Linked DNA regions of Homo sapiens: region 2 is linked to region 1. A link is an interaction called in ENCODE POLR2A ChIA-PET data of the cell type or tissue named here. Cell type or tissue: HepG2. All regions are shown on one strand. Each heading gives the region's core, and the rest is flanking DNA. Links, peaks and the distances in the headings are about the cores only.

Region 1 (6,454 bases), core at 818-5,817:
TGAGTGTGTGGATGGTCGATGTGCGAAAAGTGACTTTTACAATGTTTAAAAATTTCATGTTATAAGAAAATTATATGAAATGTGACTTCAGCGTCCATCAGTAAAATATTATTGGAACACAACTATGCCCATTCATTGACGTTATTGTTTGTGGCAATGTTGGCACTTTACAATGGCAGAGTTCAGTAGTTGAGAGTCGGACCATACAGTGCATAGAGCCTAAAATGATTACTGTTTGGCCCCTTATGGGAAGAGTTTCCCAATCCCTGACCTGTATGATTGCAGCCACTTACACAATGCCTGGACTTGACCTCCAAAGTCTAGAAGCTCTCCTTGTTGTAATAGAAATGAACACCTCTGGGGTCAGCTGATGAATACAAGTGGCACATCTTTTGAAGTGTCCTCGAGAGAGCTTTAGGTCCACAGAAGAACACGCCAATACTGCTGCTGCAGTAGGGGTAAGAAAAGGAAATAAAATGTCACCAGGAGGCAAGGCCAGCCAGAAGCCAAGACAATGATAAGATTAATGAAGTGGTTGTGGCTTTACTTATTTATTTTTCTCCCTCCATGTCGTTTTTTCTTAGATTCTTTTTTTCTACCTACTTTCAGCACCATGCTCTCTCCTAGGTTCCCAGCATCCTCCCCTAAATTAATCAGGGAGGTGGAGCCAAGAAGACTGAGGCTGGAAAGGGGCCATGAAACTGTTGAGGGGTTTTGATACAACACCCTGCAATGTTGGCACTTTACAATGGCAGAGTTCAGTAGTTGAGAGTGGGACCATACAGTCCATAGAGCCTAAAATGATTACTATTTGGCCCCTTATGGGAAGAGTTTCCCAATCCCTGACCTATATGATTGCAGCCACTTACACAATGCCTGGACTTGACCTCCTTTTTGGCCAGGTGACCTTGATTCATGTCTTCTTGGATACGTGACCAGATGTTAACTTCCTGAGAACATAAACCTGGTCTGTTTTATTCCAGCACCTGGAACAGTGCCTGGCATACAGTGGACAATCAACACACATTTGCTGAATGAATGACTAAATGGCTTTCCTGAGTAGTATCTGCGTGGTCTTGGGCAAGTCACTAGACCTCAGTTTCTGCATGTGGAAAAGATGATAAGGACTACGTTGTATGTTTTATCAAAAGCAAGATGAGATAATACATTCAAAAGGGTTTTAAAAAGGTTAGTTATCACTAATATCCTGTTCAGCCCTGCCTTTTTATAGATAATAAAATTAATGCTAAAGTAATAGCAATTTAATTAATTTCTCCTGTTGGAATTACTTTAATTTTCAAAGAAGGCCAGAAGGGAGAGCTGGAAAAGAAAAAGACATTGCTGAAAATATAGTCACCCAAACGTTGTCATCTCTAATCTTGACATTTCAGAAAACTATGTCAGAGAGATACTTTTTGCATATAGTGGCTATCCCAGAGCTGCTCAAATGCCTTGCAACTTAGCCTACATATAAACACCACATCTGCACAGGGTTTCAAAGTTGTTTCTGGAAGTTGGGGTGCATCAGTCTCTATAGAGATTTTTAGAGACCATGTCTTTTTTCTCTTGTCTTGAATATTACTATTCTTTGTAGCATTTTTTCCAATCTCTAGTATAAGCTGAATTAGTTACTCTAGTGTGGATCAAAAGTTCTCAAGCTTTACTGTGCATAAAATCATCTAGGCAGATTGTTGAAATGTAGATTCCTAGGCTCGAATCCAAGGAATGCATGTTTAGTGAGGATCTCGGGTGGTGTTGAGGCAGATCGCCCTGTGAGCCTCACTTTGAGAAACACTGTCATCAAGACATTCTTTGGGCTTCAGGACCAGCTCACTATACCATCTCTGTTTCTTCAGACATGGATCTTGCTGGGAAGTGCCTATAGAGCCTAGTTCTTCTTAGCTCATATGTTAACATGGTTCTCTGCCATGTGTCATAGCCACATTTTAACTGTGTGTTCCAGGACCATCACATCCACAGTAGAAATTGATGGTTCCCCTGCATTTCAAACTCCAGCTTCAAAGGAACTTATCAATGGCTTAATTTACAAATGACAATATGTTTAAAATGTAGCAGTACTACTTTCAAAGAAATCATTCCCATGGCTAAATTTGAGAAAGTAATTTTTCAGAAAATATTTCCCATGGAAAGGTATGAGTTTATGGCTTAATGAAGAGATTTTGAGGTGTTTATGGAAATAAAAGGCAATGGTTAAGAGTGCTCTTGGCTCCACCACTTCGTTGCTGGGTAACTTTGGGCATGTCAATTACCTTCACAAAGCCCCCAGTTTCTCATCTATAAAATGGGGAGAATTATAGAATCTAGCTCCGAGAATCTCTGTGAGGATCAAGCAAGACATTGCAGGTCTGGCCGCTGGTCCTGTGCTTGGCACATGGTGTGCTCTCAGGAATGGCTAGCTTCCTGATATTATTTTCCCACGCGATGGCTATTGGTGTCTGCCTGCTCCGTGAAGCTGAACAGAAGAGGTGGTGCGGGGTGTTAACACAGAGGTGATTATGTAGACTTACTGAGATCAGCACTAGATTTTTGAGCTCTGGACTGAAACATTTTGAATGGTAGATGGATCAGGCGAGACCCTTCCCAGTGAGGAGTCACAGCTTTGCTTTGTGTCTGATGCCCAGAGGTGTCCTTGCATCTATTTTCAAAGATGCTGTTATGGGTGGTGATATTTTTCCATTAGTGTAGATGTCACCAAAGAGATTGCCCACTGGCCCACTCCAATGGGCTAAGACTGCTCTTTCGTTTGCAGCAACAGTAACTGCAGACCTGATGGTGCCCTTTGATGCTCTGCCTTTAAGACTCCATTTCAAAGGATTCTGATTGCTGCTGCCTGGTGTTCTCCTGGTGTCCCCAGCAGTTCACAGCTCCCCTGAGTCTTTTGAAGTTGTGGCTATCACACTGCACAGCTAAGTCCACACTTTACTCAGGGGCCATATCCGCCGTGGTGATGCAATCACCAAAAAGTCTCACAAAGGCCATTTATTATCTACCTTCTGCTAAGGTGGAAAGGTCAGCCCTTCACTGGCTCTCTGTGCATCACTGTCCCCACAGACAGCACAAGCAGTTTGCCTGGCTTACTCTTCTCGGCATTTGTGACTCCAAGTATGGAGAACTTCTTGTCACAAATGCATACTGTGAATCACAGGGCAGAGAATCCAAGCCAAGTGTTTAAGGGACAGATGTGGCAGCTTCCCTTTTTTTTTTTTCTTTTATGAGGCAACGGACAAGTGCAACAGAACCCTAATGGGGTTGGTAAAGAAAAAATTCTTCTATAAAATTTAATTACCCACAATCGCTTGGAATTAAATAGAGATTCTCCGCAAAAGAAGTATAAAAACGCAAGGTGCTATTCTTCAGTTTACAGCCTGCAAGCCACAGAGCTTGCACACGCATGGGGGAGCTGGATCGGGGACAATGTTAATGGCATTGATCAGTCTGGGCTGCTGACTTTGATGAGAAAAGGACAAATTTTACACAAGCTGCAAAGATGGCTAACATTCACAGCATTATTTTTAGCTCTGATAAACAATAAAGAAAATTCTCCTTTCCCTCTCTATGTCTGCTAAATAACTATTGTGCTCTTCTCTGTGGGGTTGGTGCATTTTTCAAAAACAGTTCAGCGATGCCATGCATGAAAGGCATCCAAAATATCACCCACCAGGAGATTTCAGCCCAGCAGATATATGGGCGTGTGGGTGCGCCCGGGAGTGATCCCACCACCTCGCTGAATTCCCAGGTTCTGCTGCCGTGAGCCCTTCTCTCCTTAAATTGTATGTTTGTTTTTATGTGTTGGCTTTTATGCTTGGTAAGTTATAACCCTGTAGGGGCAGACCCTAAACCCTATTTAAAAAAAAGCAAATTACTTTATACCCTGAGTGCATTCTGCAAATAAAATCGATAAACAGAAGCTTCCCGTGGATTTATGGAGGCTTAGAAAGAAGATGAGAGCTACAAACTCTGTATCAGACAATGGACACAACTTCTGGTTAATCCTTTCTAGTGAGTGTTTTTCATTAGAAATGCCTCCAAATGATTCATCACATAATTATATTTTGTACAACACCTTCTTTTTTCAGAACCGCAGATGATAATTGTGCTGGCCAGCTTTTTTTTTTTTTTTAACCTATCTCCCAGTTAATTTGTAGCAGCCTACGACATTACTTTTCTCTGTGTCCTAATTACTCAGTTGCTCATGAGTTGCTGCAGATGTCCCTAACCAGGCTCACTGTTGTGATTCTGCTCCTGCCCACACTCCACAGGCTCTGTTTTCTTTGGCAGCCAGAACTGTGCTGTTCGGACACTTGTCCCAGCTCCCTCATTGGTCTCATGGTGCTGCCACTTGCACATACTGGCCATTTTGCTAGGCTCTGAGGTGCATAGATAAAGTTGCTTATAGCTATAAGCCCTTGAGAAGCTTATGGTCAAATGGGGAAGAAAAATGAAAGCAGATGACTTGTAGCATCCGATCCCAGGGAATGGTAGAGCCATTTTTGCCAACCCTTCCCCACCCCAATAAAACAGTAACATATATATGCCTTCATGCATAAGTAACCAAATATTTTGCCAAACTAATAATTTGATAGATAGGTAATGCCATTGAAGAAATTTTGCAGTATAATGATAAATCCACCCTGTACTCACCCATCTCTCCAATCCCCCCTACCACAAATGGAGTAATTTCAGCAATTTTTATTGAATCTTCACTTGGGTCTAACCAGAGAGATTGATGCCCTCTCATGGGAAGGAACTATGGGAATATGCTGACAATTTCCTCATCATAAGTTTATGGTGTCTTTATTTTTCCCATGAAGCTGTAACTTATCATGTGTTGTATTTCCATTTAAGTCTATTTCTTTGAGTATTCTGAACATTTTAGTCACATAATGAATGTTTAGGATATCCTGTTAGATAAAGGGCCCTGTATGCTATAATCAGAATGCTAATTTCTTAAAAATATCATTTTAAAACATTTTGCACATATGCACATACAAATGAGAATTGAAGGGTGCATACACAAGCAAATGTGGGTCCAGATGGACACATTTACTCAATTTAGTATAAAGGTATTTTCACGTTTCTGAAAACAATAGGTGGTCTAAAATACATTCATGCAATATGGATTAGAAGCCCCCAATCATATGGTAAGTTGACACCTTTCTTCATCGTTAGGTTGGGTTAAACTGTTCTAACAAATGGTAGTACTCTTCTATTTTTTTTTCTTCAAAGTTAAAAGAAATACGTCTACTGAAATTACAAAAAAAAAAAAAAAAATGACCAAACTTTAAAGTTTTTATGGTAATTAATTACATCAAATTTACACCTAAAAGGCGTGGTGAAGTTATTAACAGATAGGTCAAAAGTAGAAAACTACAAATATTATCTGAAGGGTAAGATCAAAGATTTAAGGCCTATGGAAAATTATTTTATTCAATTAATTAAAAGCAACTGATCCACAAATTCAGAAAGCTGAGTATCCGTACAATGTGTGTTTATCAAAAAAGTAACTAGATGTGACAACGGTATTTTTATTTTCATTCTGTCTACCTTCTTGGAAATATTTTCCTGATTTTCTGAACATTTACCTAAAGCTTGTGAACGTATTGACAATGTTTACAAAAAATGCAATACAGTTTCCATTTTTGAAAAAGATACCTTTCTCTAGATTAGTAAGACATAGATGGCAATGAATGTATTTAATTAGCCTACTATATTTTAATTGGGAGAATAATTTTTAATGTTTTTGTTTCATAGTACTTTTCTGTGCTTTATCTAACTGAAATACTATACAATTTTCACATGCATGTGAATTTGAATATATCAATAAAAGGCTTATAATGCATCCACTTAATATTTGTTGACTGTCTTTCAAAACTATACTTGTGTTTTTGTAATATAGCTAATATAATTACCAAAATTAATTACAAACAAAAACAATAGAACACACTTTTCTATTTTCTGTCAGCCTTTGATCTATTTTTAATTTTTCTTCTCTCTCCCTTATTTGTATTCATTTTGATGCCCATCAATTTGTTTCTCTATTACTGTTATTTTTGCAATTTTCTGGTTCCTTTATAGCTTGTACTACTCTCTTTGATCTGCTTCCCTTCAAGCTTTATTTTTGGTCCTGTTTTTCATGTTCTATAAAAAATCTTTTTGCCCCTCTTCACTTTATTCTTTTGATTTAACTCCTTCTTAGAACAAGAACAAACTCCAGCTTTGAGTGAACAGGTAAATATTTTTGAAAGAGTAAGTCCGGAGAATCCTCGGCTTCGTGCTGATGAATAGAAATGGTTGAGAGCCTACTTCAAAGGCCCTCAAGAACAAAGAACCTTTTCTGAGGCCACTAACAAATCCACCAATTTCTTCTGACCCATCTTTGCCAAAAGATATGAGCTAACGACAGGACAGAACCGTCTTGTAAGAGTAGCCAGGC
Region 2 (6,454 bases), core at 902-5,901, 58 kb before region 1:
TGCTAATGGTCTATCAATTTTATTTGTCTTTTCAAAGAACCAGCTTTTTGTTTCATTTATCTTTTGTGTTTTTTTTTGTTTCAATTTCATTTAGTTCTGCTCTGATCTTGGTTACTTCCTTTCTTCTGCTGGGTTTGGGTTTGGTTTGATCTTGTTTCTCTAGTACCTTGAGGTGTGACCTTAGATTATCTGTTTGTGCTCTTTCAGACTTCTTGATTTAGGCATTTAGGGCTATGATCTTTCATCTTAGCACCACCTTAGCTATATCCCAGAGGTTTTGATAGGTGATGTCATTATTATCATTAAGTTCAAATAATTTTTAAATTTCCATCTTGATTTTGCTTTTGACCCAGTGCTCATTCAGGAACAGATTATTTAATATCCATGTATTTGCATTGTTTTGAAGGTTCCTTTTGGAGTTGATTTCCAGTTTTATCCCACTGTAGTCTGAGACAGTGCTTGATATAATTTCAATTTTCTTAAATTTATTAAGCTTTGTTTTATTGCCTATCATACGGTCTATCTTGGAGAAAGTTCTATGTGCTGTTGAATAGAATGTGTATTTTGTGGTTGTTGGATGGAAGTCTGTGAAGTCCATTTGTTTTAAGGTATAGTTTTAAGTCTATTGTTTCTTTGTTGACTTTCTGTCTTGATGACTTGTCTAGTGCTATCAGTGGAGTATTGGAGTCCCCACTATTATTGTGTTGCTGTCTCTCTTGTTTGTTAGGTCTGTTAGTAATTGCTTTATAAATTTGGGAGCTCCAGTATTAGGTGCATATATGTTTAGGATTGTGATATTTTCCTGTTGAACAAGGCCTTTTACCATTACGTCATATCCCTCTTTGTCTGTTTTAACCACTGTTGCTTTAAAGTTTGTTTTCTGTGATATAATAGCTACACCTGCTTGCTTTTGGTTTCCATTTGCATGAAATGCCTTTTTCCACCCCTATAAGTTTATGTGAATACTTAGGTGAGTCTCCTGAAGGCAGCAGATAGTTGGTTGGTGAGTTCTTATCCATTCTGCAGTTCTGTACCTTTTAAGTGGAGCTCTTAGGCCATTTACATTTAATGTTAGTATTGAAGGTACCATTGCATTCATCATGCTCTTTGTTGCTTGGGTACTTTGGTTTTTTGGTTTTTGTTTTTGCTTTTTAACTTGTATTTTTGTTTTATAGGTCCTGTGTGATTTATAGTTTAAAGAGGTTCTGTTTTGATGTGTTTCCAGGATTTGTTTCAAGATTTAGAGCTCCTTTTGGCAGTTCTTATAGTGGTTGGCTTGGTAATGGCAAATTCTCTCAGCATTTGTTTGTCTGAAAATGACTTTATCTTTCCTTCAGATATGATGCTTAGTTTTGCTTGGATACAAAATTCTTGGCTGATAATTGTTTTGTTTGAGGAGGCTGAAGATAGTCCCTTCTAGCTTATAGGGTTTCTGCTGAGAAATCTGCTGTTAATCTGATAGATTTTCCTTTATAGGCTACCTGGTGCTTCTGTCTCACAGCTCTTAAAATTCTTTCCTTTGTCTTAGCTTTGGATAACCTAATGACAATATGTCTAGGCAAAGATTTTTTTTTTTTTTTAAACAGTTTCACTTTTGTTGCCCAGGCTGGAGTGCAATGGTGCGATCTTGGTTCACCGCAACCTCCACCTCCCGGGTTCAAGTGATTCTTCTGCCTCAGCCTCCCAAGTGGTTGGGATTACAGGCATGTGCCACCACGCCCAGCTAATTTTATATTTTTAGTAGAGATGGGGTTTCTCCATGTTGGTCAGGCTGGTCTCAAACTCCCAATCTCAGGTGATCCACCCACCTCGGCCTCCAAAAGTGCTGGGATTACAAGCGTGAGCCCTCTGACTTTCAAATAGTCTGTCTTTGAGCTTACTATTTCTTTCTTCCAATTGACCAGTTCTGCTGTTGATGCTCTCTATTGCATTTTTTAATCTCATTAATTGTATTTTTTACCTCCAGGATTTGTTTGATTTTTAAAAAGTTATTTCAATCTCTCCCTTAAATTTCTCCGATAAATTTCTGAATTGATTCTCTGTGTTTTCTTGAAGTTTGTTGAGCTTCCTTAAAACAGCTATTTAAAATTCTTTGTCCAAGAGATTACACATTTCCATCACTTTCAGGGTCAGCTTCTGGCACCTTATTTTGTCTGTTTGGTGAGGTCATATTTCCTTGAACGTTCTTGATGCTTGTGACGTGTGACCATGTCTGAGCATTGAGGGATTAGGTATTCATTTTAGCCTTCACAAATTGGCCTTGTTTGTGCCTGTCCCTGTCAGAGGGCCTTCTAGGGATTTTAAGCAGACTGTCTTGGTTTTCCTGAGCCTGTGACCACTGTAGCTGTCTCAGCACTAGAGGACACTATAAGCTCAGGCTTACTCCAGGTCTTGTGAGGATTCCAAAGTTTGTGTGGCCTTCTGGCTCAGATGAGCCTGGTGAGGACCCAAGGAGGGTACTGGGGCTGAGTGGGAATACTGGCCAGTAAGTCCAGAAGACTGTCCTGATGGCTCAGATGGGTATGCCTCCCAGCAGGTCTCTGCACAGGTGATATAGGTCCCTGACTGCAGCTAGAGGGGCTGGATTTGAGACTGGGTCCCCTTGGGATCTGTTGTGAGAAGGAGACTGGCGGGCCTGTCTCATTGACTCAGGCATGCATCACACAGCAGGTCTTTGAAAAGCAACGTTCTTCCTTGTTACAACAGTATGGGCTGGAGCTGAGGCTGGGCCCCTTTGGGATCTGTTGTTAGCCACAAGTTCACTAAGTGCCCTGGTCATTGTGATTTGTACCATTAGCCTAATTCATCTGTTTTAGACTCCCAGGTCAACCCTACCCTTCTAGATTGACTTTGCTCCCCTTAGCCACAAATAACATCTTGCCTCATGGGGGAGGTACATCACCTATTAGCAGGAGCAAATAAGCTCTTAGAGATGGCCTGAGGAGCTTGCCTAAGCAAAAGCATGACTTTATGACATAGTATTTCTAGGATGACTGTATGTTCTGGTTTGCCTGTGACCATCTCAAGTTTATGTTTGTTGTCCAGGCATAATTATTAATAGTGCTCCAGTCATTGTCATTATTTGGATGAAATACGGTAACCCTACAATTTTCATCTGAGTAATGGGAATAAGATTGCCAACCCTTTTAAAAATTACACAGTAGTTCCTCCTTATCTGTGGTTTTGCTTTCTGTGGTTTCAGTTACTCATGGTCAACTGCAGTACAAAAACATTAAATGGAAAATTTCAGAAATAAACGAGTCATAAATTTTAAATCAAATGCTATTTTGAGAAGCACAATGAACTCTCATGCCATCCTGCTCTGTCCCACCCAGGTCCTTAATCATCCCTTTGTCCTGTGTATCCACCTGCCCATTACACTACCTACCTAGTTAGCCACTGACATCATGTGTTCCTGACATCCAACCATTGACATAGTCATGGCTTGATGATCCAGGATCACCCAAAGCAGACACTCTTCCTTCTGAAGGGTCATCAGAAAGTCAAATAGTTGCCTAATGCTGCATCACAATGCCTACTTCATTCACCTCATTTCATGTATCATGTAGGCATGTATCATCTCAAATTATCAGAAGAACAATGAGTACAGTGTAATAAGATATTTTGAGAGAGATAAAGAGAGCAAGCACATCCACATAACTTATTGTAGTATATTTTTGTAATTGTTCTATTTTATTATTTGATAATGTTAATCCCTTACTGTGCCTAATATATAAATTAAACTTTATTGTATGTATGTATGGAAAAAGTAGTATATATAGGATTTTATACTATTTATGGTTTCAGGCACGCACTGGGGCTCTGGAACATGTCCCCCATGGATAAGGGGAAACTACTATAATGCTATTTAGCAGATCAAATGAGATTATGTTTATGAAAATCTTTTAAAGGGATTTGAAGACAGCCTGCCCTGGCTGCATGAGGTGATGGCATTATTTGTTGTTGTTATTATCTGTTTTGGCTCATGCAGACGTATTAGTTCAAATTCCATTTTCTTGGTTATTGGATATTTTTTAGACTGTTGAGGTCAGGAAACAAGTTATCTTCAGCTTCGAGAGGTGTTATTATATATACGGTTTCATTAGCAGTAAAAAATCTCATTGTTTCAAGTAAACACTTCATTTAAAAATACAATTGATTTTTACGAAATAGAACCATACTACTACTACATTTTTTTTCCCCACTATTCATGCTGGACTTCTAAATGATAAAAAAGGAAAAAGATATATGAATAGAATTTTAATCACATGGTAAACAATAAAGCACCCATTATAGAAACAGCATAAATAAGAAACAAAACATAGACTACCTAACCCTGTATGTATGGTGTGTGTACGTTTGTGGGTAGTTTTAATGAAATTTAAGAAATGCAAACTTACTAAGTGTGCATTTTCCTGTACCTGTTAGTATTGAAATAGACAAATATGCTTAGCAAGAAAGGAAAAAAATTGGGGTGGGTAACCAATAAGTTGATAAATAAGGTCCCAAATAACTGAGAGTTTACTGTAGTTTAAGCAGTCACATTACTTCTTTTTAGCAAAACAGATAAACGATCACATCTGTAATTAAACTCTGGTCTGATTGCATTGCTATATCTAAGTGTTTGCCTCTGGTGTAATAATGTGCTTTCTCAAATGGGATTGCTTTTCTATTGCTCTTTATTCCTGAATGACCTGGTCTTTCCTGAACCAGGGAGAAAATGTGCTTTATAATGAAATAATGATTTCTTTCAAGGTTTAACAGTATTATTTGCTAAGTTATCTCTTTTAGGGTCTCTAATGATGCCTCCAGGCAGTGAAGGAGTTACTTTTCCTCAAGAAGAAAATTAAAAAATAGAAATGGAAATTTTCATAATGGAAAATTAAAAGTGTGAGTTCCTTAAAAGGAAGAAAAGCTTTTATGGATCTCACAGGAGGATTCTTGGTTACTCCACTAAGCAACTTCGCCTGACCATTTTTTTTTTTTAAGTAGTGAAATGTAATGTGTGTTCGAATGTCTTAGAAGTTCAAACTTTTAGCCTATATGTTCTGTTTGGCCTGAGGCACTAAGAAATAGTATGAAATTTCATATAGAAATATGGATTTTTGGCTTCCCTTTAAAAATTTTTTACATATCAACAAGTTAGCTGGCTGTCCTTCTATTGATGCCCTCATTAGAGGCATAGGGCATTTGTCAGTCCTTTGTCATGTCACTTAGCTAACAGACTTGGTCTTAAAGTTTGCAACTCTTAATCCATATTGTCATTCATTTAAAAAATTATACAGACATGTTATATGAAAAACTTTGCTCAAGGAGCTAAGCCAAGATGCACATGGCCTGTTACTTAAGGGATCTTATGGAATACCAGATCACTGATATGTTCAGTGGAACGCATTCCATGACACATGAGTTGAGATGTGTTCCAGATTTCTGCTTTGGAAGTTCACAATGCATGTTAGCATATTAAAGGCTTTGAAAGCCTCCAGTAATGAAACTGTTATATATTTAACCATTATTGAAGAAAAAAAGGGCTAGTTCTGGGGAACACACTTTGAGAAATGGTGATCTGTAGCTTGGCTGTAAATTAAAGGAGGCTATTAACATTTACATATTAATAAATATAGGAAATGAATCAGAGACCTAGAAGAGTCTCATACAAATATATTCACAGGGAAAAAATAACTGAATTCAAGACTCTTCATCTTCTATTTGGAATAAGGTCCATAAGGTATAAAAGCTCATATGCCTTTTTTTGTAAAACACTAATATTAGATGGAGCTTTATATTTTCTGTTTTTAAAAAATTACCATTTGCATAAAGAAATTTTCTAAAATTTAGTCATTATGGCAAGTGGGAAGATTAAGTAAATATGGACTGTTTTGAAGACTGATTCACTAATACATTCGTGTATTTCTTTAACACAGCCAAGTCCTTTGGATTTTACCTTGTAAATATCCCTACTATGCATACACTCCTCTCTAACTCACTGGCTCCCTATAGTGGCACTACTGTCATCTATCTCAGGGTGACTGAAGCACCTCCCAACTGTAATACATTTCTTACACTGTATCCAGATGAACTTTAAAAAATGAAAATCTGATGTTTCTTGAAAGCTTGGAATGGCTTCCAATTGCTCTTAAAGACCAAACTCCTTATGATATCTGCAAAGCCTCATGTGATCTGGGCCAGCTCTGTCTCCAGCCTCATCTAATTAAAAAAAAAAACCTGTTATTTTAGGTTCAGGGTTCATGTGAAGGTTTGTTATATAAGTAAACTTCTGTTGCAGCTGTTTGTTGTACAGATTATTTCATCACCCAGGTGTTAAACCTAGCACCCAATAGTTATTTTCTCCACTCTCAAGTAGACCTCAGTATCTGTTGTTCCCTTCTTTTTCTTCATGAGTTCTCATCATTTAGCTCCCACTTATAAGTGAGAACATGCGGTATTTGGATTT

What was found. ChIA-PET counts read pairs that join two places held together with the same protein. Peaks named below come from ENCODE experiments on the same cell type or tissue, not always from the same donor. Only the 100,000 strongest peaks of a DNase experiment are listed, where the experiment ranks them.
Region 2: POLR2A ChIA-PET joins it to region 1 with 5 read pairs; 3 of 35 experiments call an interaction of 5 or more read pairs at or near these places.

What each region holds. Positions count from the first base shown.
Region 1 is chr6:155,396,516-155,402,969 of GRCh38, forward strand. NOX3 (NADPH oxidase 3) reads right to left here. Exons shown (of 14, transcript NM_015718.3): 13 at 294-447. The coding sequence ends at 321. Among named protein-coding and RNA genes, the nearest start is that of NOX3, 56 kb to the right of the region's middle. In HepG2, for the core only: no CTCF peak of the experiment used is centred there; a DNase peak (open chromatin) is centred at 2,946.
Region 2 is chr6:155,338,243-155,344,696 of GRCh38, forward strand. No RefSeq gene overlaps it. Among named protein-coding and RNA genes, the nearest start is that of TFB1M, 27 kb to the left of the region's middle. In HepG2, for the core only: a CTCF peak has its summit at 2,361 (motif pointing right); DNase peaks (open chromatin) are centred at 2,369 and 3,499.